Linked DNA regions of Homo sapiens: all the other regions are linked to region 1. A link is a contact called in ENCODE Hi-C or POLR2A ChIA-PET data. All regions are on one chromosome and are shown on one strand. The core of a region is the stretch at or near the end of the contact, and the rest is flanking DNA. Distances in the headings are between cores, read along the strand shown. Region 1 holds the start of MED1 (mediator complex subunit 1). Region 2 holds the start of CDC6 (cell division cycle 6). Region 3 holds the start of WIPF2 (WAS/WASL interacting protein family member 2). Region 4 holds the start of CASC3 (CASC3 exon junction complex subunit). Region 5 holds the start of PIP4K2B (phosphatidylinositol-5-phosphate 4-kinase type 2 beta). Region 6 overlaps LASP1 (LIM and SH3 protein 1).

Region 1 (3,747 bases), core at 655-3,154:
GTTGTAGAGACAGGCTTTTGCCAGGTTGTCTAGGCTGGTCTCCAACTTGTGGGCTCAAGTGATTCGCCCGCTTCGGCCTCCCAAGGTGCTGGGATTACAGCCTTGAGCCACTACCTGGAGCTAATTTTTTATTTTATTTATTTTCAATTTTTTTTCTTTTTTTTTTTTTTTGAGACGGAGTTTTGCTCTTGTTGCCCAGACTGGAGTCCAGTGGCACTATCTTGGCTCACTGCAACCTCCACCTCCCGGGTTTGGGTGATTCTCCTGCCTCAGCCTACCAAGTAGCTGGGATTGCAGGCATGCCACTGTGCCTGGCTAATTTTGTATTTTTAGTAGAGAAAGGGTTTCACCATGTTAGCCAGTCTGGTCTTGAACTCCTAACCTCAGGTGATCCGCCCACCTCAGCCTCCCAAAGTGCTGGGATTACAGGAGTGAGCCACCACACCCGGCCTTTTTTTTTTTTTTTTTTTTTTGAGACGAAGTTTCGCTCTTGTAGCCCAGGTAGGAATGCAATGGCGCAGTCTTGGCTCACCACAACCTCCACCTCCTGGGTTGAAGCAATCCTCCCACCTCAGCCTCCCAGGTAGCTGGGATTACAGGCATTCACCACCACGCCCGGCTAATTTTGTATTTCTAGTAGAGACGGGTTTTCTCCATGTTGGTCAGGCTGGTCTCGATCTCCCAACCTCAGGTGATCCACCCGCCTCAACCTCCCAAAGTGCTGGGATTACACGCGTGAGCCACAGTGCCCGGCAATTTTTTTATTTTTTTTGTAGAGACAGGGCCTCAGTATGTTGCCCAGGCTGGTCGCGAACTCCTGGGCTCCAGGGATCCTCCAGCCGCAGCCTCCCAAAGCGCTGGGATTACAGGTGTGAGTCACTGCTCCCGGCCTCACCTTTCGACCTCTGCTCCAAAACACACTCTTTGTTTTTCTTGAGAAACCTGCTGATAAATATCTGTACTTCGATGCTCCAACACTTTTTGAGCGACTATTACGTGCCAGAAACTATACAAAAATAATCAGGCAAGGACTCTAATCTGCAAAGCTCAGAGGAAACTGGAGAAGATAAACAATAACACAGTTCACTGTATCAACAGAACTATGCCCAAAATGCTAAGGCAGCATCTTAGCCGGAGTGTGGAACTTTAGAAAATCTTAGTAAAGTTCCACAGAAAAGTTGTTTTTCTGCAGTTCGTAGTTCGGTCAATAAAAGAACGAAATTCAGCGCACTTTAAAAATACACAATGGCACAGGATCTGAACACTTGACATTGTAGAGAACTGCTGGCTGCTAATAAATATAAGGACCTAATCATTTCATTGATGCCAAAATAGTCTCCAGTACGTTTACACACAGCCCTAAATTTATTCAGGCGTCTCTTCTGGAACGAGATGTAAGCTGATTTTGTATTCATTTGCCCCGTCTCCCACCACTTTAGGCCAAAAGTGCCCTAGTCGAGCATGAAATCTTCACAGAAGTTGAGAGTCCCCATCGCCCTAAAGTCGAAGCTCTATAATCACCAAGGAGGGTATAGTGACAATCTAAAACTAATACACATTCCCTCTCCTGGACTCTATGCCCCTAAAGTGGCCCCCATGGGACATCTGCAAGAACCTCCTCTCACAAACTGGCTCCCCCAGTTGTGTCCCGCCCCCTCCTTTCCCCTACAGTCACTTACCCTCGGTTTCCCCCTGAGCTTTCATCCTGAAGGCGAGGAGAAGCTAGATCCGCCACAAAAGGATAAGCCCTTCCCCACCACTAACGGAGGAAACAAGTTGGCTCGGGATCCCGGGACGCAGGGCACCAGCAGTCCCTACTCTTCCCGGGAAGGATCAATCTGAAGTCCCCGGCGGCAAGAAGAGAAGGGTGCTCGAGGCCGCCGCCATCTTCCCCAACGGAACTTCCCAAAATTCGCGAGATAAACCGTGGTCCTGCCAGAGAGAGGAAGAGGACAGGGCATCGAAATCTCGCGAATATTGGTCAATGCGTCGGCCTCGCGAGATTTCTTTCAGCGCAGTCTTCCCTTTGATCTGAGCTGTCTCAGGCCTCGCGCCGCTGGATATTAAACCTGCCGGCCGGTAGCTTTCGGCTCCCCTGCGGAAACCGCCATTTTTTTTTTATTTTAGCAGTTAAACAGCTCGCAAATTAAAATCTCCAGATCCCTGTACTGAAAGACTAGCTTTTCTTTTTTTTTTAATTTTTTTTTTTTTTTTTTTGAGATGGAGTCTTGCTCTTGTCGCCCAGGCTGGAGTGCAATGGCACGATGTCGGCTCACTGCAACCTCCGCCTCCCGGGTTCAAGCGATTCTCCTGCCTCAGCCTCCCGAGTAGCTGGGATTACAGGCACCCGCCACCACGCCCAGCTATTTTTAGTAGAGACGGGGTTTCGCCGTGTTGGCCAGGCTGGTCTCGAACTCCTGACCTCGCTGTCCGCCCGCCTCGGCCTCCCAAAGTGCTGGGATTACAGGCATGAGCCACCACACCCGGCCATGACTAGATTTTCAAAGGCTATTGGTATCAGGAGTGTCTTATGAAAGATAAGTTTAACCTGAGATACTAGATGCAATAATTACATCCTAAGAAAGATAGTGGCGCATTGTAACATGACGTTCAAAGCGAGCCTATAGCACAGTTAATTCCCCTTTTCTCATTTTTTTAGTTTCAAAACTATTTCTGGCTAGGCGCAGTGGCTCATGCCTGTAATCCCAGCACTTTGGGAGGCCAAGGTAGGTGGATCATCAGGTCAGGAGTTTGAGACCAGCCTGGCTAACATGGTAAAACTCCGTCTCTACGAAAAATACAAAAATTAGCCAGGTGTGGTGGTGCGCTCCTGTAATCCCAGCTACTCGGGAGGCTGAAGCAGGAGAATCTCTGGAACCCGTGAAGCGAAAGTTGCAGTGAGCAGAGATCGCGTCACTGCACTCCAACCTGGGTGACAGAGTGAGACTGTCTCAAAAAGAAAAAACTGTATCCTTTACTATCCTCAAACTAAGTGTTCTTCACTTAGTAAGCATCTGTGGAGTCCTAATATGTGTATATTTGGAGCTGCTAATACAAACATGAAAACACGGCTGGTCGCGGAGCTACTCAGGAGGCTGAAGCAGGAGAAGCGCTTGAACCTGGGAGGCAGAGGTTGCAGTGAGCCGAGATCATGCTACTGCACTCCAGCCTGGGTGGCAGAGCAAGACTCTGTCTCAGACAAATAAACAAACATGAAAACACAACCCTAGCGCTTGATAGGCTAATCTTATTTAGAGTTCCGAAAATATGATTGGTCACTATAATCATAGGGGCTCAAAATTTTTTCATTAATTATTATGCCCTAAGTACCAATGCCAGATACCCAACTACACTTTATCATGGAAACTCTATACAAATAAAAAAAAAAGTCTGTACTAAGTGTTGCTAGGAAATTTTTAACTTTATAAAGCTTATAAATAAACTTTACTAACTTCTGGTTACAGAATGGAATGAGAAGTTATCATTTGTCATCTGAAAATGCAGATGAGAGACACCATTGGAAAAGTTCTACTCTAGAAGATAAGAGAGCAATGTCCTTTGGGAGGCTGAGGCAGGTACTTGAGATCAGGAGGTCGAGACCAGCCTGGCCAAAATGGTGAAACCCCATTTCTACTAAAAATACAAAAAATTAGCCGGGTGTGGTGACACATGCCTGTAATCCCAGCTACTGGGGAGGCTGAGGCAGGAGAATCGCTTCAATCCGGGAAGTGGAGGTTGCAGTGAGCC
Region 2 (3,747 bases), core at 510-3,009, 840 kb after region 1:
CCACTGTGGCCAAGAGCGGTGGTTCATGCCTGTAATCCCAGCACTGTGGGAGGCTGAGGTGGGTGGATCATGAAGTCAGGAGTTTGAGACCAACCTGGCCAACATGGTGAAACCCCTCTACTAAAAATTCAAATATTAGCCAGGCGTGGTGACGCGTGCCTGTAGTCCCGGCTACTCAGGAGGCTGAGGCAGGAGAATGGCTTGAACCCAGGTGGTGGAGATTGCAGTGAGCCGAGATCATGGCACGGCACTCAAGCCTGGGTGATAAAATGAGACTTGTCTCAAAAATAAAAAAAAAAAAAGCTTCCATTGTGTGGTAACTTTCTCCATTCATGGCAGCCCATTCTCTTCACTTTTGTAGTTTTCAGCTGCTAAAAAGCCTTCACGAAATGTACTCCACCATCTCTTCCTGTTTAGAACCTGAATCTGTCTAATCATCCCCCTATGATAAAGTGGTCAAGAGTTTGATTTTCTGTCAGAGTTCAGAGTTCAAATTCTAGCTCTTCCACTTACTAGTTGTGTGACCTTGGGCAAGTTTACTCAACTCCCCTCTACTGTAGTTCCCTCATTTGTAAAGTGAAATAACACCAGGTTCATGGGGGTGCTTGTGAAGATTAATAAGGTGATGTAGGTAAAATACTGAGCACAGCCCCTGGCATACACTTAAGCACTCAATATTGGCTCTCTTCATGAACTAGGTACCAATTCACTGATGATCGTAATATTGTTGCTTCCCTCTTTCTAGGCTTTATGGCTCTATTTTGTTTGTTACTGAGGGGTAAAAGATAAATGTTTACCATCACCTAGAATTGGGTTCTGGCCTCTAAAGGAACCTGAGGCTTAGATGAATTATTGGCTTTGGAAGCTGGCCTTCAAATTACTGCGCTAATTTATATTTTTCATTAAAAACTCAGCTTGCCTCTTCTATATAGCTGTCTTCCCTGGCCCTGAAACCCTAGTGTTTCGCCATAAAAGATTTTAAAATTAAGGGGTCATAATTCCCTCCCCATGATGTGTGGATTAATGGTAAGAAGATGCACAGAACATAATATTCTTAGGTTGAACGAAATAAAAGTAAAGAGTTGGCTCTGTTTCTCACCTTTGAAGCACAAATCAAGAGATACTATGATGAAGCATAGTTTTTCTTTATATAGGTGTGTAGAACTTTACCATAAAAATCACTAGTTCAGCCATCAGGAGATCTGGATCCTAGGCTCTTCACTGTCACCAAGATGCTGTGACCTCTAACCTTGTATAGAAGTTTGCTTTGTACTTTGCGAGGTTGAGCATTAGAGAGGTAAGGAAAGTGCCTAGCATCATACCTGGCGCACAGAACCCAAAACGGTAGGTATCATGTAGCAGTTCTGAAAATCTAGCCCATCAGGATGATGCAAATGGGTACTTTAGGCAGTGAGAAGGGGAACCACATCTTGACACTTCCAGTCGAAGGAAGAGTGCGACTGCGCGGCAGCAAAGACTACGCCTCCCAGCGTGCTTTGCGGCGGGCCGGCCCGCTTTACCCAGAGTCGCCCTGCCGCAATCGCGCGTCTTTCCACCGAGGCCCCGGATGTAGATTCCCTCCCCCGTTCAGTGGTCGTGGCCTCACAGCGACTCTAAGACTTGGGGCTCTCTCATTGGCTGTAACTCTTCCACTGGATTGGTAGCAAAAAAAGAGGCGGTGCCCAAGGCGAAAGGCTCTGTGACTACAGCCAATCAGAATCGAGGCCGGGCTTTGGCGGGAGGTGGGAACGCTGTGGCCATTCGGATTTGGCGCGAGCGCGGCTGGAGTTTGCTGCTGCCGCTGTGCAGTTTGTTCAGGGGCTTGTGGTGGTGAGTCCGAGAGGCTGCGTGTGAGAGACGTGAGAAGGATCCTGCACTGAGGAGGTGGAAAGAAGAGGATTGCTCGAGGAGGCCTGGGGTCTGTGAGGCAGCGGAGCTGGGTGAAGGCTGCGGGTTCCGGCGAGGCCTGAGGTGAAGTGAAGGGAAAAGAGCTGAGCTCGCTGGAGGTCTGAGGTCGGGATCAGGGAAAGGGCAGGTGCCCTCGGGGTAGTTCTAGCAGTTATGCGTGGTGTGAAGGAGGTGAAAGTTGTAGGAAGGAAATATTCTGGGGTGCGTTGAGAGCTGCCTAGAATGAGGACTGAGTGCAGGGGCGGAAAGAACTGAGGGAAGACTGAGCTGCAGTGTGAGGGCTTGGGATAGAAGAGACTAAATGTGGCGGGTGCTGGGCTGAACTGGTGATAAAGACACCCCGCGTGCCTGGAGGGAGGAAACTAGAAGTTCTATATAAATCAATTCATGTAACTTTTTTTTTTTTTTGAGACGGAGTCTCGCTCTTGTCGCCCAGGCTGTAGTGCAGTGGTGCGATCTCGGCTCACTGCAACCTCTGCCTGCCGGGTTCAAGCCATTCTCCTGCCTCAGCCTCTTCATGTAGCTGGGACTACAGGCGCCCGCCACCACGTCCGGCTAATTTTTTTTTTTTTTTTGAGACGGAGTCTCGCTCGGTCTCCCAGGCTGGAGTGCAGTGGCGCGATCTCGGCTCACTGCAAGCTCCGCCTCCCGGGTTCATGCCATTCTCCTGCCTCAGCCTCCCGAGTAGCTGGGACTACAGGCGCCCACCACCACGCCCGGCTAATTTTTTGCATTTTTAGTAGAGACGGGGTTTCACCGTGTTAGCCAGGATGGTCTCGGCCCGTCTCGGCCTCCCAAAGTGTTGGGATTACAGGCGTGAGCCACCGCGTTTGGCCGTAATTTTTGTATTTTTAGTAGAGACGGGGTTTCTCCATGTTGGTCAGGCTGGTCTCGAACTCCTGACCTCAGGTGATCCGCCCGCCTCAGCCTCCCAAAGTGCTGGGATTACAGGCGTGGGCCACCGCGCCCGGCCCATTTCAGGTAACTTGTTATTGCATCGCTCAATTGGTTAAGAACTTGGGCTCTGGCACCAGATGCCCGGGGTTACATTCCTGTTTTTCTGTGACTTTGGGCCACTGTTTATCTCAGTTTTCTCATGTGTAAAATAAAGGCTAATAATAGTACCTACTCCTAAGATCGTTGTTAAACGAGTTGGTACCTAAAGTGTTTATAACAGCGCCCTTCCACGTAGTAGGTAGACAACAAATGTCAGCTGTTCTTGCATAGATTTGGATGTGAAGCAAAAGTGAATGCTAAAATAAGTGTGATAACATAATTAGGAAATAAGTGTTAATCATCAGTATAAATAAATTCCATGTTAGTTATTTTCTCTTCACTTTCACATATTGACTAGTTGTCCTCTTATTTTTTTTAATCTAGCTGTGCTGTCGTCATGCCTCAAACCCGATCCCAGGCACAGGCTACAATCAGTTTTCCAAAAAGGAAGCTGTCTCGGGCATTGAACAAAGCTAAAAACTCCAGTGATGCCAAACTAGAACCAACAAATGTCCAAACCGTAACCTGTTCTCCTCGTGTAAAAGCCCTGCCTCTCAGCCCCAGGAAACGTCTGGGTAAACCATCCATTATATCACTTTTTCACTAGCAGCTCGTGACCTTTCTTTTCTTGGTAAGATGTGTGTCCTTTGAAGGAGCTTTCTAAGTTCAGTTAAGACTTCTTTTTTTTTTTTTTTTTTTTTTTGAGACAGAGTCTCGCTCCATCTCCCAGGCTGGAGTGCAATAGTGCGATCTTGGCTCACTGCAACCTCCGCCTCCTGGGTTCAAGCGATTCTCCTGCCTCAGCCTCCCAAGTAGCTGGGATTACAGGCGCCCACCACCAAG
Region 3 (3,747 bases), core at 381-2,880, 770 kb after region 1:
CATGGGGCTTTACATTAGCTACAGTGGGCAGTGAATGCCCTCTGAGGACGAAGCATTTGCAGTAAGGCTTGAAAAATGAGGAAGAGGCGGAGGATAGCCAGTACACAGTCCCTGAGGTGGGAACTGCTGAATGGGGTACATTGCAGTGATAGAAATCAGGTCCTCATAATGTAGAGTGAGTGAGGAGGGGACAGGCAGGGGATGAGGTTGAAGAGTTGGGAGGCTCTGGTAAGGTGTTTGGACCCACCATCTCCCTGGCTCCATCGCCCCACGTATGGCCATGCAGGATGTAGACAGCTGAAAATCTTTACCTCGTGTCCTTGATCCCTATGCCTGCTGTGTTCCCTGCCTTCTCTGATTAATAATAAAATTCCATTCATCCTTCAAGGCCCAGCTCCAAACCATTTAGGAAACCTCCTTCCATTCTTTAGCAGGAATTAATTGCTCCCTTGTCTGACGTCCCACAGCACTAATCACACGCTGACTTGTATCTCAGCTAGCTGTTTATGCCAGTCTGCCCACCAACGTAGTGAGTTCCCTGAGGGCAGAGGCTCTGTCTTAGTCACCTCTGTAGCCATCTCCTGGTGTTTAGCAGGTACTCAATGTGACATTTACTTGACTAGTGGGTGGTGCCTAGTACTACTCATGGCAGAATAGAAGGAAAACAAAAATAATAACAACTTATGCTCTATCACGTTTTCCCATTCATTAACTGATTTCAGCTTTGCAACAACTCTATGAGACAGACGGGACAGGCACTATTAGACCCATTTTACAGATAGGGTAGCTAAGGCCCAATGGCACACAGCTTGTAAGTAATGGGGACTAAGTCCCAATCTTGCCCCCTTACTTCGGATTCTGTGCTGGGAATGGAATTAAACCAAGAGTATTTTGAAGCTATAATGGAAAGCGCTTTTCTGGGTGGACTAGGGAGAGATACTTAGTCAGCTGTCAGGGTTTAACAGCAGCTCCATCAAAGAGGGCACAGGATTTCTCTCTCTGGCCCAAGCAGCTGGAGGGGTCCACAGCACCATCCTATAGCCCTGGAAGCTGGAGGAAACCCCAGCCCGAGAAAGAAGAGACGGTGTTCGAGTCAGGTGGGTAAGATGACGTAAATGATGACTTGTGAGCAGTGGCCTGCCTCTGTTGCCATGACAACCGGAGCTTGACTACTTGGCCTTTGCAAGGTTGGCCGAGGCGGGTTCTTCGTTAACTCGAGATTAAGGAAGGATATTTAGGGGGGAGGGTGTGTGTGTGTGCGGCGGATTAAAGACGAAAGGAGTATATTCAACAATGACTGTTTAGCTCAGTGGTTCTCCACCTTGGCAACACGTTAGAATCACCTGCAACAATTTCCTGATGCCTAGGCTGCACCCCAGAATTAAATTATAATTTCCAGGGGTGGGAACCAGGCATCATAGTATTTAAATCTTGCCAGGTGATTCCAATTGCAGCTAAAGTTGCAAACCCAGCTTTTAGCTGGTAAGCGGAATTCCTGTGACCTTCCTAAGATGGCGTCCACTCAACCGCTTCCGCCTTTACGTGGGCCGGCAGGGGGCGGGCTTCCCAGGGGCGCATGCGTCTCGCATCTCTCCGCTCCCTGCTCTCTCCTCCTTTTTCCCCCGCCTCCATTTTGTTCGCGGACGCTGGGGACGGTGGGAGCAGATCCATTTCCGGGTTGGCAAAAGGGGCGGTGGCGGCGGCGGCGGCGGCGGCGGCGGCGGCGACGGCGAGAAAGAGCTTGCCGGGGGGCGAGCAGGACAGGACGAAGCCGGAGTGTAGGCGGCAGAGGATTCGCTCCCAGAGCAGCTGCGGCCAGGTCGGAAAGAGGCCGGGGCGGCTGGGTCAGTCGCTGAAATGACCTGCGGACCTGAGTGGGAGGGAAAGTCGCGGGGAGGGGGGCTCGGGGCGGGGCTTGAGAAGAGAGGGGGGCATTAGAGGAGGGGCCGGAGGGGGAGAGGGGTCTTGCGGGTGGGGCCTGAGGGGCGGGGGGCCGGGGGACTGTATCGGAAGAACCTGGAGGAGAGAGGGCGTGGGGAATCTGGGGAGGAGTGGTCGAATATTGGTATGGGGCGAGCGGGGACTGGAAAAATGGGGAGGAACGTTTTTGAGAGACAGGCAATAAGGGCTCCTGAAGGGTTGGGTGAGTTAAGGCGGCAACTCTGTGAGGAACGAGGTAATCGTGCGCAAAAAGGGAGACGGGAACGGAGGACCTGTTGGGAACGGCTAATTAGCAGGATGCTGTGGGTGAGGAGTCCAGTGTGACATTTTGGGGATTGAGTTAGGTGAAAGCTAGTGTTTGGGAAGATGGCTCGGGAAACTGCTTACACTAGAGGGAATCTTGAGAGCGTTCTTTGAAAAGGAATCAGAATTTAGTTAAAGGTTGGATTGAGAATGTTAAGATGCGCATTGGAACGTCTGGAGTTGAGGGTTCATGTTGAAGTGGTGTGAAGTGAGGGAAGATGGAATTTTTTTTTTTTTGTTTTAAAGGTGGGGTCTGGCTATGTTGCTCAGACTAGTCTTGAACTCCTGGGCTCAAGCGATCTTCCCACCTTGGACTCCCAGAGTGCTGGGATTACAGGTGTGAGCCACTGCACCCGGCCAAGATGGAAATGTTAAAGTGTTCAGCATGGCAGTGTGTATGGTCGAGTTTTTTATCAGGAAGGAAAGTTCTTAAAAATAGCATTGAGGCAAGGAACTGATATGTGATGGAATTCTTTTTTCTTTTTTTTTCTTTTAAGAGACGTGGTCTCACTCTGTCGCCCGGGCTGGAGTGCAGTGGCATGATCATGGCTCCTTAAAGCCTCGACCTCCCGGGCTGAAGTGGTCCTTCCACCTAAGCCCCGCCAATAGCTGGGACCACAGGTGTGACCACTACTCCCGCCTAACGTGTGTGTGTGTATATATATATATATATATATATATATATATATATATATATATATGTATATATATATATTTTTTTGTTGTTGTTGTTGGAGACAGAGTCTTGCCCTGTTGTCCAGGCTAGTCTGGAATTCCTGGGCTCAAGTGATCCTCCTGTCTCGGCCTCCGCAAGTGCTGGGATTACAGGGATGAGCCACTGTGCCTGGCCCAGAATTCGTTTTTTTTTTTTTTTTGAGATGGAGTCTCGCTCAGTGGCCTAGGCTGGAGTGTAGCGGTGCGATCTCGGCTCACTGCAAGCTCCGCCTCCCGGGTTCACGCCCATTCTTCTGCCTCAGCCTCCCGAGTAGCTGGGACTATAGGTGCCCACCACCACACCTGGCTAATTTTTTTTTGAATTTTTAGTAGAGACGGGGTTTCACTGTGTTAGCCAGGATGGATGGTCTGGATCTCCTGACCTCGTGATCCGCCCGCCTCTGCCTCCCAGAGTTCTGGGATTAGAGGCGTGAGCCCCTGCGCCTGTCCAGAATTCATATTTTTTAAAGGACTTGAATAATCTGTTATTGCTTTGGGCTCTCCCAGGGTCCCCGTCCTTTTTCATGCTGTTATTTTTGCCTTACGGTTTTGGTTTTTGACTGTCTTACTGAATGTTTTTGGCTATTCTGTTCTCCTTTTACAAATCAGAAGAGAACCACAGGGAATAAGGACAGTTTTAGCCTACCTATGGATTTAGTAAATAACTTCAAGGCAAATTATTAAGCTCTCATTTTTTTCCCCTTTGAAATATAGGTTTTCTCTGTCCCTGCCTCTAAAAGTTTGTCTTAACACATGGGATCTTTAAAGTGGTTGCATAGAAGTGATCTC
Region 4 (3,747 bases), core at 422-2,921, 690 kb after region 1:
CATCAGGATCCTTAACCATGTCATTTATAAAAATTTTACTCAGGAAAGGCCGGGCGCGGTGGCTCACGCCTGTAATCCCAGCACTTTGGGAGGCCAAGAACGGCGGATCACGAGGTCAGGAGATCGAGACCATCCTGGCTAACACGGTGAAACCTCATCTCTACTAAAAACATAAAAAGTTAGTCGGGCCTGGCGGCAGACACCTGTAGTCCCAGCTACTCGGGAGGCTGAGGCAGGAGAATGGCGTGAACCCGGGAGACGGAGCTTTCAGTGGGCCGAGATCACCCCACTGCACCCCAGCCTGGGCGACAGACAGAGTGAGACTCCCTCTCAAAAAAAAAAAAAATATTTTACTCAGGGAAGAATTCTATGCCATGGTGGCCTTTGTTTGATAACATACATTATTAACGTGCACTCCTGTAGGTGCACTAAAAACTTAGCTCATGCACTTTGTATATCCTTATAATGGTCCAAAGAAAACACACTGATTCTTTTCAATGGTGGCCAATGCCTTGCCAAAATGAAATAATTTCCATAAACCTTAAGAAGGAAATAATGTCAGGATTTTGAATCAACATCTGTTTCTACTGACCATTTATTTTTAAATAGGTTCTAAAATCCTGACAAGGGCAGTAGCTCATGCCTGTAGTCCCAGCACTTTGGGAGGCTGAGACGAAAGGATCGCTTGATCCCAGCCAGGAGACAAGCCTGGGCAAGAGCGAGACCCCATCTCTACAAAAAACAGAAAAATTAGCCGGGTGTGGTAGTGTGTGCCCGTTGTCCCAACTACTAAGGAAGCTAAGGCAAGGAGGTCACCTGTGCCTGGGAGGTCAAGGCTGCAGTGAGCCGCGCTACTGCACTCCAGCCTGGGCAACAGAGTGAGACCCTGCCTCGAAAAAGCCAAAACAAAACCGGTAATACTGGCATCATACCAGCCTGCACTTTGGGACAGGTGATGGCTGGGGTGGGAAGAAACGTGAAGAGGAAATGAGAACACAGAGAAAACGCTGCAACAAGAAGTCCTCTGGCTTCACTGCAGACAACTGGTTTCTCCTTCGCCCGTTATCTTAAACAAGGCTGGTGCAGCAAATCTGACGCAGCACTACAGCTTTTAAGATTTACCTTGATTCGTGATTTTACCAAGCAAAGGAATGCAGTAAATTGACCTGCTTCAAACGTAGGTAGAAGTGAGAAATGGAAACAGAAAACCATGAAACAGCCCTAGTGTTGCAGTGAAGCTGTGACAGGTTGACTCCTTCCACTCGGGAAGCCCAAGATGGCCGGGCCAGGAACCCGGGAGGCTGCTGAAGTCTCAATTCCCCTCGCCCTAGGCCTGCCCAAGGGAAGTCAGGAGCCGCGCCACGCCCCCTTACATCACCGATAGACGTAATCCGGGTCGGCCGCAAACGTGCCGCAGGCCTAGGCCCCGCCCAGTGCCCCGCCCCTCCCCCAACACACACACACACACACACACACACACACACCCCAACACACACACACACACCCCAACACACACACACACACACACACACACACACACACACACACACACACACACACACACAGCGGGATGGCCGAGCGCCGCACGCGTAGCACGCCGGGACTAGCTATCCAGCCTCCCAGCAGCCTCTGCGACGGGCGCGGTGCGTAAGTACCTCGCCGGTGGTGGCCGTTCTCCGTAAGATGGCGGACCGGCGGCGGCAGCGCGCTTCGCAAGACACCGAGGACGAGGAATCTGGTGCTTCGGGCTCCGACAGCGGCGGCTCCCCGTTGCGGGGAGGCGGGAGCTGCAGCGGTAGCGCCGGAGGCGGCGGCAGCGGCTCTCTGCCTTCACAGCGCGGAGGCCGAACCGGGGCCCTTCATCTGCGGCGGGTGGAGAGCGGGGGCGCCAAGAGTGCTGAGGAGTCGGAGTGTGTGAGTGCGCGCAGGCGGGGCGGGGTGGGGACCGGGCGGCGAGCCGGCCGGGGGCGGGGTGTAGGTGATGCTAGGTAGTCTGTGAGTTGATAGTAGATACTGGGACTTTTTTTTGTTTTTGAGAGAAAAGGGGAGTTATCCCAATGCGAGTTTGCATCCGGAGTTCCAAGGGAAGAAGAAGGATTGGGGGTTTCTGGGAGGATGGTAGAGCCGCTGGAGATGGAAAGCGGATGTTTTATTCAGAAGTCGGGGCTGGAGGGAAGGAGACCAGACCTGCCTTGGCTACTACTTGATAAAGATTTACCTATCTCTGTCTCCCTCTCCAACCATTTTGTGCTGAATCTTCAGCTTTTCACCCACATTTCTTTATTGGGCTCCCCACCTCTGGAAATCACAGAACTAACCCATGTCTTCTGCTTTCTTTCAGGAGAGTGAAGATGGCATTGAAGGTGATGGTGAGTAGCATCTTTTACCCCATTAGGACAAGAGTTTTTTTTAACATAAACTCAGGTCATCTATTTCCAACATCGACATTCTCACACACTGTCACGGATTTAGGGCCACAGAGTGCCTTTTTGTAACATAGTGGTTAAGAGCATAGGCTTTAGCAGTATAGTCTTCAGCAAGTTACCCTCTGAGCCTGTTTCTCCTTTTGTAAGTGGGGACTATAATTTTATCCACGTTGTAGGTTGATGTCAGAATTAAATGAGACTCTTAGTCTGACCTGTAATAAGCAGCCAAAAAATGTTTCTGGGTTTCTTTTTTTCCACATATTTCTGTTTTATTTCAGCTGTTCTCTCGGATTATGAAAGTGCAGAAGACTCGGAAGTGAGTATGACAGGTTTTTTCCTATGGTATAGATCAGAAATGCTTTTTAAAAACGTGTACACACCTTCGTTGCAAACGTACCATGACCTCCGTGTTTATCCTCTTGTGTATTCTTCATTTATGCTTCTGAAAAAGTGTTACAGAAGGTCTTGTTCACTTTAGACCTAGGGAAAACTTGGGGCACGCCGTCTCAAGCCACAGGTGTTATACTGTTAGTTGGCTTCTCTTCCTGTCTGAAGAATATGAGGTTCTAAATAAGAGAGTGAGGATATCTTGAAGTCCTCTGAAAGATGTTTGACAGTTTGTTTTATGCAGTGTAGGTTGAGAAGCCAGCCAATTGGTTATTTTTTTCCAAATCTATCTGAAGACTTTGAAAGGGTAGGATTCGGAATGTTTTGTGCCAAGAGCATCCATCATTTTATAGGTGGGGATTTTTCTGTTTTTAGGAGAAAGTTTCCTGTCTTTTGGATAAACTACTAGAGATGCCATCAGAGTAAGTGTTTGTTTCCTGGGTTGTTGAGTGGACTCCTGAGTTCTGGTAATGGGATTATATATAGGGGGAATTGGATGGTGGATCAAAGATTTTGTCTATACATTTTTAGAACTGTTACTACATTTTAGAATCTGTTAAGCCCTTGAGGATGGAATAGTGAACACTATAACAAAATTCCTATCTTTAGAGATCTTACAACTCAATAAGGAAGTCAGACAAACATTCAAGCAATTGTACCACTTGCTGATAGGGGATAGCACTGGGATAGGGCTAAGTAGGGTGTTACAGCTGGGTACTGAATCCATCTTAGGCAGTCGGGAAAGATTAAACAGTTGGCTGGGTAAGATGTGTTCTAGGCAGAGAGAACAACAGTCAAGAAAGCCCACAGGGGCCGGGAGCAGTGGCTCACGCCTGTAATCCCAGCACTTTGGAAGGCTGAGGCAGACGGATCACTTGAGGCCAGGAGTTTGAGACCAACGTGGCCAAAATGGTGAAACTCCATCTCTGGCCCG
Region 5 (3,747 bases), core at 931-3,430, 650 kb before region 1:
TATATTCACCTTCTCTAACCGGACTATACTTCGCATCTATCCTGAGACTTGGCTGAGGGAGAGGAAAAGAAACAGGAGGCAAAGAAAACAAGACCAGCCACTCAGGCACCACCCTTGGCCGATACAGTCCCATGGTGCTAGACAATAAGCGACATCTCTTGCTGTAACCACAGGCAAGCTAATCCTCCACCTGAGGCCTCCTTTTCTTCATGTGTAAAATAAGGGACCCAAGGTTCATTGCAGCTAGCTGTAATACTCCTGACTCTCAGGCCTCTACCAGTTCTCTACAGACAGGTTGCTTTCTGTGAGAAACAGAACCAGCAGAGAGAGGCCTGGTAGAGTGAGAAGCAGGATGCAGAACAAAATCAAGGATTGACTTCCAGAAAGGGACATGGGGTTCATATTCTGATCACCCAGTTTCCCTAGAAATGTTGTCAGATGACCCCTGGGACAGCAGGAAGACCGAGTAACAAACTGGGCTGGATTGTTGGCCCGAAGCAGCTCCTAGAGGTCTGGGCATTATACCACTGGTACTCGCTATCCTGGCAGGACCCTCACTAACACCAGTGATGACAGTGAAAACAGTAACCTGCCCAAGACCAAGAAACCACAGAGACCTCAATTTACACATGCACTTTCCTAAATGACAGGTCAAGATCTAAAACCCTAGCTCAGATTACGGTTCATCGATCTCCACCCAAAGGCACCTTCAGCTCCTCTGCCAAAGCAATGCAAAGTCTTGCTGGCCCTCTTTGTCATCGCTTGGTCTTGTGAGCAATTTCAAGCACTCACAAGTGAACCTAAAGAACTGAAATCCACAGGAAACCCAAGCTTGATCCTCCTTATTCCAAAATTCTAGTTAGTGAAGTTGGTGTTTCGGGTCCTTTTACTTCCTCTGCTCATTCCTAGTGTGGGGATTCATAAAGAAATGGTCAGAAGGCAAAGAGCAAGTGGTTGGAAGAGGGAGAATAAAGACCCTGAACAAACACCACATAAACAGTCTTCCAGCTTAAACTGTCAGGATCCAACTTCCTGGCAGGGGCTGTTGAACAATCTCAAAGCACCCTAAGGACCCAGGGGACCTATCTCTCCTATCTAGGACCATAATCACTATGCATCATCACAACATTGCAGCCACACAACAGATAAGTCAACATCTTTAAAATGATCACCTTCAAAAACTATGGGAAGACATATTATTTCTACTATGAATAGTCCCTCCTTATAACCAGGCATCCTCTTCTCTCAAATGGTTAATAGCCATTCTTTCTTCTCCCTAACCCAGAGAGACCCAGGTGAAGTGTCTGGTTCAAGGAAGCCTGTGCTTCTCCAGTTGATACATCTTGTTCAAGAGGGAAAAAAAAGGAAACCCAGGGTGGAGTTCTACATTCAAAGGTAAGGAGGCCTGGAGGATGGAAGAATTTGAGCAGCCACAACAACCAAACGATCAGAAAGAGAGGACTATTTGGGCAGACCACTGCTACTTGACAGAGCTGGCAGCCGGCTGTAAGGAACAAGGGGGAATATACACCCTCACAAACAGGATGAGGGGGGAGGAGGAGAAGCAGGGATGAAAGCGACTCCACTGCACTGAGGCCTTGCCTTTGCGCTCCATGGGCTGCCCCAAGCGAGCACGCCACACGCAGGAAGCCAGAAGGGCTGGAGGGAAGGGGAGGTGGCGACGGCAGACCACAGAGACACCAGGCCTCGCGTGGCGTGCGGGGAGTGCACACGGGGCCGAAAGGCGTGCAAGGGTGGGGTGGGCGTGCAAGTGGCTTGGCGAGGGGTGGCAGGCGTCACCGGCAGGGCCTGCGGGGCAAGGGCCCAGGGCTGCAGGGGGCGTGGGAGCGCGCGGGGCCGCGCTCAGAGGGGCGCGCAGGAGCTGGTTACCGTGTGGTTCACCCCCCACATCAGGACGCTGAGGATCGGCTCGCTGGCCCGGAATAGCTTCACTTTCTGGCACACGAAATGCTTCTTCTTGGTCTTGGTCTTGCTGGCGCTGAGCGGCGCCACCGCCACCGCCGTGGTGCTGGTGCAGTTGGACGACATGCCCGGGGCGGCGGCGGCGGCGGCGAAAGAGGGGGGCGGCGGAGACAGCGCACAAGCCAGCGGCCTCAGGCCTCCCCCGGACCGATCCCCACCCCCGCTCCCTCACCGCGCCATGGTCGCGCCCGTCCCGTTACCTCCCACCCCGCCCCGGTGGTTCCGTCCGCCCCACGCCCCGCCCTCCCGCCCCGCCCCGGGGAGCCCGCCGGCCCGCTCCGCACCCCGCCCCCGGGCGGTGCAGCCGCCCTGCAGTCCCCTGGCCCCGTCCTCCCCGTCCGCGTGGTACGGCCCGTCCCGGGGAGGCAGCGGCCGCCCCGCCCGCCCCTCCTCCCCGGGCCTGACAGAAACCCGCCTGGCCTCCGAACGCCTCGGGGCCCCGTGCCGGAGCCGGAAGGGGAGGAGGGCTGGGCAGGCGTCGCTGTGGACCGCGGGAGGGGCTCCCCGCCCGGGCCCCCCAACGCCAGGGTTTGGCTCTTTCCCGCAACCCGAATGCCAAGATGGCGGCGATGCCACCGCTCCGGAAGGGAAGGAGGGACGGGAATGCGAGGAGGGCGGGACGTACCATGCCCACCCCGGGGGAGAGGAGGGACGCAGCAAGGGGAAGAGAAAGTCCAGCCTAGAAAGCCAAGGAACGCCCCCTCGCTCCACCTAAGCGTGGATCTGCCCACTCTGCTGGGCCCCGGGCGCGCTCCACCCGCGGGGCACGCCCCTTGCCCCCAGGGCCAATGAGAGAAGCAGGCCAGGAACACTGGTTTTTATGAATGGGCCCCGCGCCCACCCACCTGCTGCCTGTTCTCCCCGCAAAGGGTCAGAGCTCAGAGGCCGCCAGCACCTTCAGACACCTATCCCACTAATCGTCTTACTCTGGCTCATTTCGTAAAATCTTTGAGTAAACTGCCCCACGCTTTGTTACATAATTCTCAGATGAGGGATCTCCATATATTCGACACAAATTACAGGTCAACGTTGTTCTTTCTGCATGGAAATTCGTAAACACGGTACTCCACAGGTGGTCGCTCTTTAAACAGTTACAAAAATAAATGTGGCCTTTATTACCAATTATAAAATAAACATAATTAACCCCGGCATAATGAAGTGATTAAATGAATAAAAACGTATGTTACATTCTCTAGGGAAAGATCGGGTTTCAAGCATTACAGTGCCTGGCATCATAAGTGTTCAAAAACAGAAATCCAAATACATTTTAAGCAGAATTAGGAATTAGCAGAACAAGGAAATCGCCCAGCTAATGTGCGGGTCAAGAGGGCCTAGGAGTTCACTGGTCAAATGAGGGCTTCTGGTGAAAGAATAGAGAAGGGAAAAGGAGTAAAGACAGGAGAGTGGCCCCTCGAGGGTTTTGTTTTGTTGCTGTTGTTTTTTGAGACGGAATCTCGCTCTGTCACCCAGGCTGGAGTGCGGTGGCACAATCTCGGCTCACTGCAAGCTCCGCCTCCTGGGTTCACGCCATTCTCCTGCCTCAGCCTCCCGAGTAGCTGGGACTACAGGCGCCCGCCACCACGCCCGGCTAATTTTTTGTATTTTTTTAGTAGAGACGGGGTTTCACCGTGTTCGCCAGGATGGTCTCGATCTCCTGACCTCGTGATCCGCCCACCTCAGCCTCCCAAAGTGCTGAGATTACAGGTGTGAGCCACCGCGCCCAGCCTGTTTTTTGTTTTTTTTTTAGTACCTGACTGAAAGAGA
Region 6 (3,747 bases), core at 700-3,199, 550 kb before region 1:
GAAGCAGTTCCCGATCCTGGGAACCTGCTGATGTCATTGCAGCGTCGCCATGGCGATTATTCCCCTGGATTAGGGGCCTGACCCTTGCAAAGCCAGGAAGCAGGGGACGGAGTGGGGGACTGGCACTCGTTCAGCACTTCATTGCTGACAGAGCACTTTCACACTGGCCCTCCACAGTGCGCTGCTGCTTTAGAGCCACTGTCTGTATCGTGGGTTGGAGTGACTGGCGTTATGGTCCCCATTTTACAGATGTGGGAACTGAGTCTTGAGATGTGAAGTCGTTGGCCCAAGATCACTCAGAAGTGGGAGACTGAGCCTGCGTTAGTGCTAGCTCCGCCTGGCTTTGTGCCCAGACTTGGTGATAAGAAGCCCCCTCCCCATATTATACCTGATTTCTGTCACAACTCTTTTACAGATGAAGAAACCGAGGCCAGGGGCTTGAGATGCAGGGCTTCTGTATCTGGAGCTACATTTCTCTGCCTCTGAGTGCCCTACCTTCCCCGATGCCCGCTTCCCAAAGGGCCTCCCACTAAGAGTCACCGTGCTGGCCCAGGGCTTCCAGGACTGAGGAAGAGCTGGTGCTAGGCAGGTTCTGGACTCTTGGGGTGGGTTGGTGCCTCTATCCACTGCATTCACTTCTGAACTAATGGGGAACAGCACATCCAAGCCCTTCTTGTCTGGATCAGAACAGAGAAGGAGAGGGAACCACATGGATGAGTGACTGGGGGCTTCAGGAGACAAACAAGGACTCTGACCCCCACAGGCATGTGCAGAGGACCTGACAGGTGTGGCCGTGGCTGCATGCGCATGCGCAGTCGCTCCAGTCCAAGCACAGCTCGGTGCTGCTGCCAGATGATTCCCTGCCAGGGAACTGCCTGGGTTTGTGTCCTGGGCTGACCTGTGTCCAGGACAGTGCAGCCCCCGTGGAGGAAATCCAAGCAGCTGGTGGGGTCTGGAACAGATGGCTGATGAGGTGGACAGTGAAGTCTCTGGAAGCCAAGGAATAGTTTCCTGTTCCATGAGTTTTCTCAGCCTCATTCTGTTCTTCAAAACCCTCAGGGGAGGACAAGCTGTTCCTCATATTTCAATTCCTTTCGTGCCAGGGAAGTCCTTTCTGATGTCTGACTTGAGTCCCTCTAGTACTGTGGTGGGGTGGAAGGGTTCTTCCCTGGAGCTTGGAGACCTGCTGAGATGCTGTCTGACCCCCGCTGCTTTCCTCCCCTCCTATGGCGGTGGCCTCTGAAGCCATCCCGGCAGGCTCCCAGAATCCGCGGGGCCTGTCAAAGGCGCACTGATGGAGCCTTCCCTGGGGCTGTCTCACCACCCTCCTTTCTGGGCACCAACTCTGTCCTTTGGCACAGCCCTCACTCAGCTGGTTGCTGAAAAGCTCCCCCAGGCGTAGTGGGCAGGGCCACATCCTGGCTAACATGAGGGCTGGGGCCACCCTGGGAGCCCTGGAAAGAACCTTTTTCCTATAAGCTTCCAGACAGGATGGGCAGGGAGTGAAGGGTCAAGAGTCAGGCAGATGAGGGTTTGCACTCTGGTAGTGCCGGACATTGACTGCTAAGCTCTGTGACCTTGGGCAGGGGACTTTGCCTTTCTGTGGCTCCGTTTCCTGATCCGTAAATTGGAGCTGTTAATTGCGTGGCTATATGTATGGTGGGATCTAAATGAGATGGTTCATGTAAGGCCCTGGACTCTGTGCCTGCCATTCACTGTGCACCAAAGACTTGGTAGTGGCTTATTATTACGAGTCTAACACCTTTTGGCTGAGGCCTCTGCTTTGAGTTGGGGACTTCTGATCAGGGTCTTTCTGCTGACTCCCTGTCCCTGTCTCCTGACTGGTTGCTGCCTCAGAGGGGCCCCAAGCCGAGGCCCTTTCGGCTCCTGGCCTGACTCCAATCCCTCTTCCTCCCCTCCTGCAGGTGCGCTACAAGGAGGAGTTTGAGAAGAACAAGGGCAAAGGTTTCAGCGTAGTGGCAGACACGCCCGAGCTCCAGAGAATCAAGAAGACCCAGGACCAGATCAGTAACGTGAGCTCTTGCCCTGCCCTGCGGCATCCCTGCTGCCCTCTGTTTGGTCCCCTTCCTGCCAGCCTGGCAGACGCAAGCCTGGCAGATGTGAATGAGGCCAGTGCCTCCACTACCCCTGCCCTCCAGGGTGGGCCTGGGGAAGAGCTTGGGGTTCCCAGATGCCTCTTCTCTGTGTACCCCCAGACCACCAGCACGCATAGCATTTTCTTCTTGAAGGGACTGTATTCTGTGGGGGCCTGTGTGCTAAATCAGCCCCCACTCTCTCTGACTGTTGTTCTTTTTTCTGGATATCGTGGGTATCGGTGAAGACTGCATGTCTCATCTTAGCACAAAGGTCAAAACTGGGGGGCGGGGAGCACCTGGCCTCCCCTGGTCTGCGCCTGGGTGCTGACATTGCAGTCATTTCCGCCCTTCCTTGGCCTCCTCCCCCACATCAGCCTGCTCTTCCTTCCTGTGTAAAAACCCCAGCCAGCTTCACCCGCCAGCCCTGCACCCCCTGGCTCACACCCCCCGCCTCCCTGATGGTCAGTGGCATCTGGCTGTGGCAGGGGTGGGCATGGAGAGTGGGCAGGGGATCAACTGTCCCCAGCATCGTGTGCCCTCCATGGCACCTGTGGCCAGAGAACAGGCCTCAGTTTCCTGCTTGGCAGAGCCACAGGCAAGCAGCCTGTGTGGCTTTAGGCATGCGGGGGCAGGGCACTGCGGTGAGCAGCAACCATGGGGGATGCGCACACAGAACTGCAGGGGCTGCCCAGCCAGCCTGGCCTAGGAGGTCCTGCCAGGGAGGGTTTAGGCAGGCAGCTGTCTTCGTGTCTGGAACAGGAAGGGATCAGTGAGCTGCCCATTGTTGCTCTGGGCTGAGGAACTGGGGATAGAGATTGCCGGGGGAGCCTGGCTTTCCGGTGGTCTCAGCACCCACTCCCTGGGCTCCACATCCCTTCCTACCCTCCACCTGGCCACCTCAGCAGGGCGCTCCTTTAAGAGCTTGGCTGGGCCGTGCATAGAGTGGGCTGCAGTGGTGGGTCAGGTGGATTTCAGAAGCACAGGCAGCCCACAGACAGCAGAACCAGCCATGCCCAAAATGGTGGCTTTCAAACTCTGACTTCAGCCTACAGTAAAATATACATTGTACGTCTTGACCCATCTGACAGGCATACATTTATGTAGAGGGAAAACAGAATGGAAGCTTTCATGAATGAGTACTTCCTACTTAGAGGGCGTTCAGATCTTTTTTTTTTTTTTTGAGACAGAGTCTCACTCTGTTGCTCAGGCTGGAGTGCAGTGGTGCTCCGCCTCCAGGGTTCAAGTGATTCTCCTGCCTTAGCCTCCCAAGTGGAGTAGCTGGGATTACAGGTGCACACCACCACCCCCGGCCAATTTTTGTATTTTTGGTAGAGACAGGGTTTCACCATGTTGGCCAGGCTGGTCTTGAACACCTGACCTCAGGTGATGTGCCCGCCTTGGCCTCCCAAAGTGCTAAGATTACAGGTGTGAGCCACCGCACCCGGCCACATTCAGATCTTTTCTAAAGATGCTGGTTGCAGGCCCCTATACACCCTCACATAATACAGCCCCTTTGAGGACTGTATTCCCAACACTTTGGGAGACTGAGGTGGGAGGATTGCTTGAGCCCAGGAGTTTGAGACTAGCCTGGGCAACATAGCAAAACTGTTTCTACAAAAAAAAAAAAAAAAAAAAAAAAATACAAAAACTA

Evidence for each region. Hi-C counts contacts between places; a loop is a spot of excess contacts on that map. ChIA-PET counts read pairs that join two places held with the same protein, here RNA polymerase II (POLR2A). Pooled maps may share reads with other maps.
Region 2: a loop to region 1 is called in a pooled map, with 16 times the contacts of the local background. The contact joins the promoter of CDC6 here to the promoter of MED1 in region 1. A Hi-C loop is called at or near these places in 1 of 37 single-sample maps with no recorded cell type and 8 of 50 pooled maps. POLR2A ChIA-PET finds 5 or more read pairs at or near these places in 2 of 52 experiments (A549 and B cell).
Region 3: a loop to region 1 is called in a pooled map, with 15 times the contacts of the local background. The contact joins the promoter of WIPF2 here to the promoter of MED1 in region 1. A Hi-C loop is called at or near these places in 6 of 50 pooled maps. POLR2A ChIA-PET finds 5 or more read pairs at or near these places in 4 of 52 experiments (CD4-positive, alpha-beta T cell, WTC11, activated CD4-positive, alpha-beta T cell and 1 more).
Region 4: a loop to region 1 is called in a pooled map, with 18 times the contacts of the local background. The contact joins the promoter of CASC3 here to the promoter of MED1 in region 1. A Hi-C loop is called at or near these places in 9 of 50 pooled maps. POLR2A ChIA-PET finds 5 or more read pairs at or near these places in 7 of 52 experiments (A549, AG04450, CD4-positive, alpha-beta T cell and 4 more).
Region 5: a loop to region 1 is called in a pooled map, with 23 times the contacts of the local background. The contact joins the promoter of PIP4K2B here to the promoter of MED1 in region 1. A Hi-C loop is called at or near these places in 2 of 37 single-sample maps with no recorded cell type and 14 of 50 pooled maps. POLR2A ChIA-PET finds 5 or more read pairs at or near these places in 1 of 52 experiments (activated CD4-positive, alpha-beta T cell).
Region 6: a pooled map shows a loop between it and region 1 (4-fold over the local background). The contact joins the enhancer-like site here to the promoter of MED1 in region 1. A Hi-C loop is called at or near these places in 2 of 50 pooled maps. POLR2A ChIA-PET finds 5 or more read pairs at or near these places in 9 of 52 experiments (A549, Caco-2, HEK293T and 6 more).

Annotation. Positions count from the first base shown.
Region 1 is chr17:39,449,359-39,453,105 of GRCh38, forward strand. MED1 (mediator complex subunit 1) reads right to left here and starts at 1,905. Exons shown (of 17, transcript NM_004774.4): 1 at 1,680-1,905. The coding sequence starts at 1,704.
Region 2 is chr17:40,286,120-40,289,866 of GRCh38, forward strand. CDC6 (cell division cycle 6) reads left to right here and starts at 1,760. Exons shown (of 12, transcript NM_001254.4): 1 at 1,760-1,971; 2 at 3,289-3,479. The coding sequence starts at 3,302. RefSeq lists enhancers at 1,520-2,327, 2,096-2,275, 2,306-2,375.
Region 3 is chr17:40,217,674-40,221,420 of GRCh38, forward strand. It overlaps WIPF2 (WAS/WASL interacting protein family member 2), which reads left to right and starts at 1,631. Exons shown (of 8, transcript NM_133264.5): 1 at 1,631-1,819. RefSeq lists enhancers at 972-1,021, 1,462-1,571, 1,472-2,250.
Region 4 is chr17:40,138,866-40,142,612 of GRCh38, forward strand. CASC3 (CASC3 exon junction complex subunit) reads left to right here and starts at 1,672. Exons shown (of 14, transcript NM_007359.5): 1 at 1,672-1,914; 2 at 2,342-2,369; 3 at 2,705-2,742. The coding sequence starts at 1,684. RefSeq lists enhancers at 1,283-2,223, 1,689-1,988.
Region 5 is chr17:38,797,376-38,801,122 of GRCh38, forward strand. It overlaps PIP4K2B (phosphatidylinositol-5-phosphate 4-kinase type 2 beta), which reads right to left and starts at 2,181. Exons shown (of 10, transcript NM_003559.5): 1 at 1,891-2,181. The coding sequence starts at 2,049. It overlaps CWC25 (CWC25 spliceosome associated protein), which reads right to left. Exons shown (of 10, transcript NM_017748.5): 10 at 3,066-3,747. RefSeq lists an enhancer at 1,358-2,176.
Region 6 is chr17:38,896,487-38,900,233 of GRCh38, forward strand. It overlaps LASP1 (LIM and SH3 protein 1), which reads left to right. Exons shown (of 7, transcript NM_006148.4): 4 at 1,926-2,033. Among named protein-coding and RNA genes, the nearest start is that of MIR6779, 17 kb to the right of the region's middle. RefSeq lists enhancers at 1-117, 1,868-1,977, 2,206-2,727, 2,388-2,707, 2,728-3,247 and 1 more. Within about 2 kb of position 1,950, at least 26 of the 41 ENCODE cell types and tissues checked have a DNase peak (open chromatin) inside an H3K27ac peak, as active enhancers do; they include endothelial cell of umbilical vein, where a contact is called at or near this core.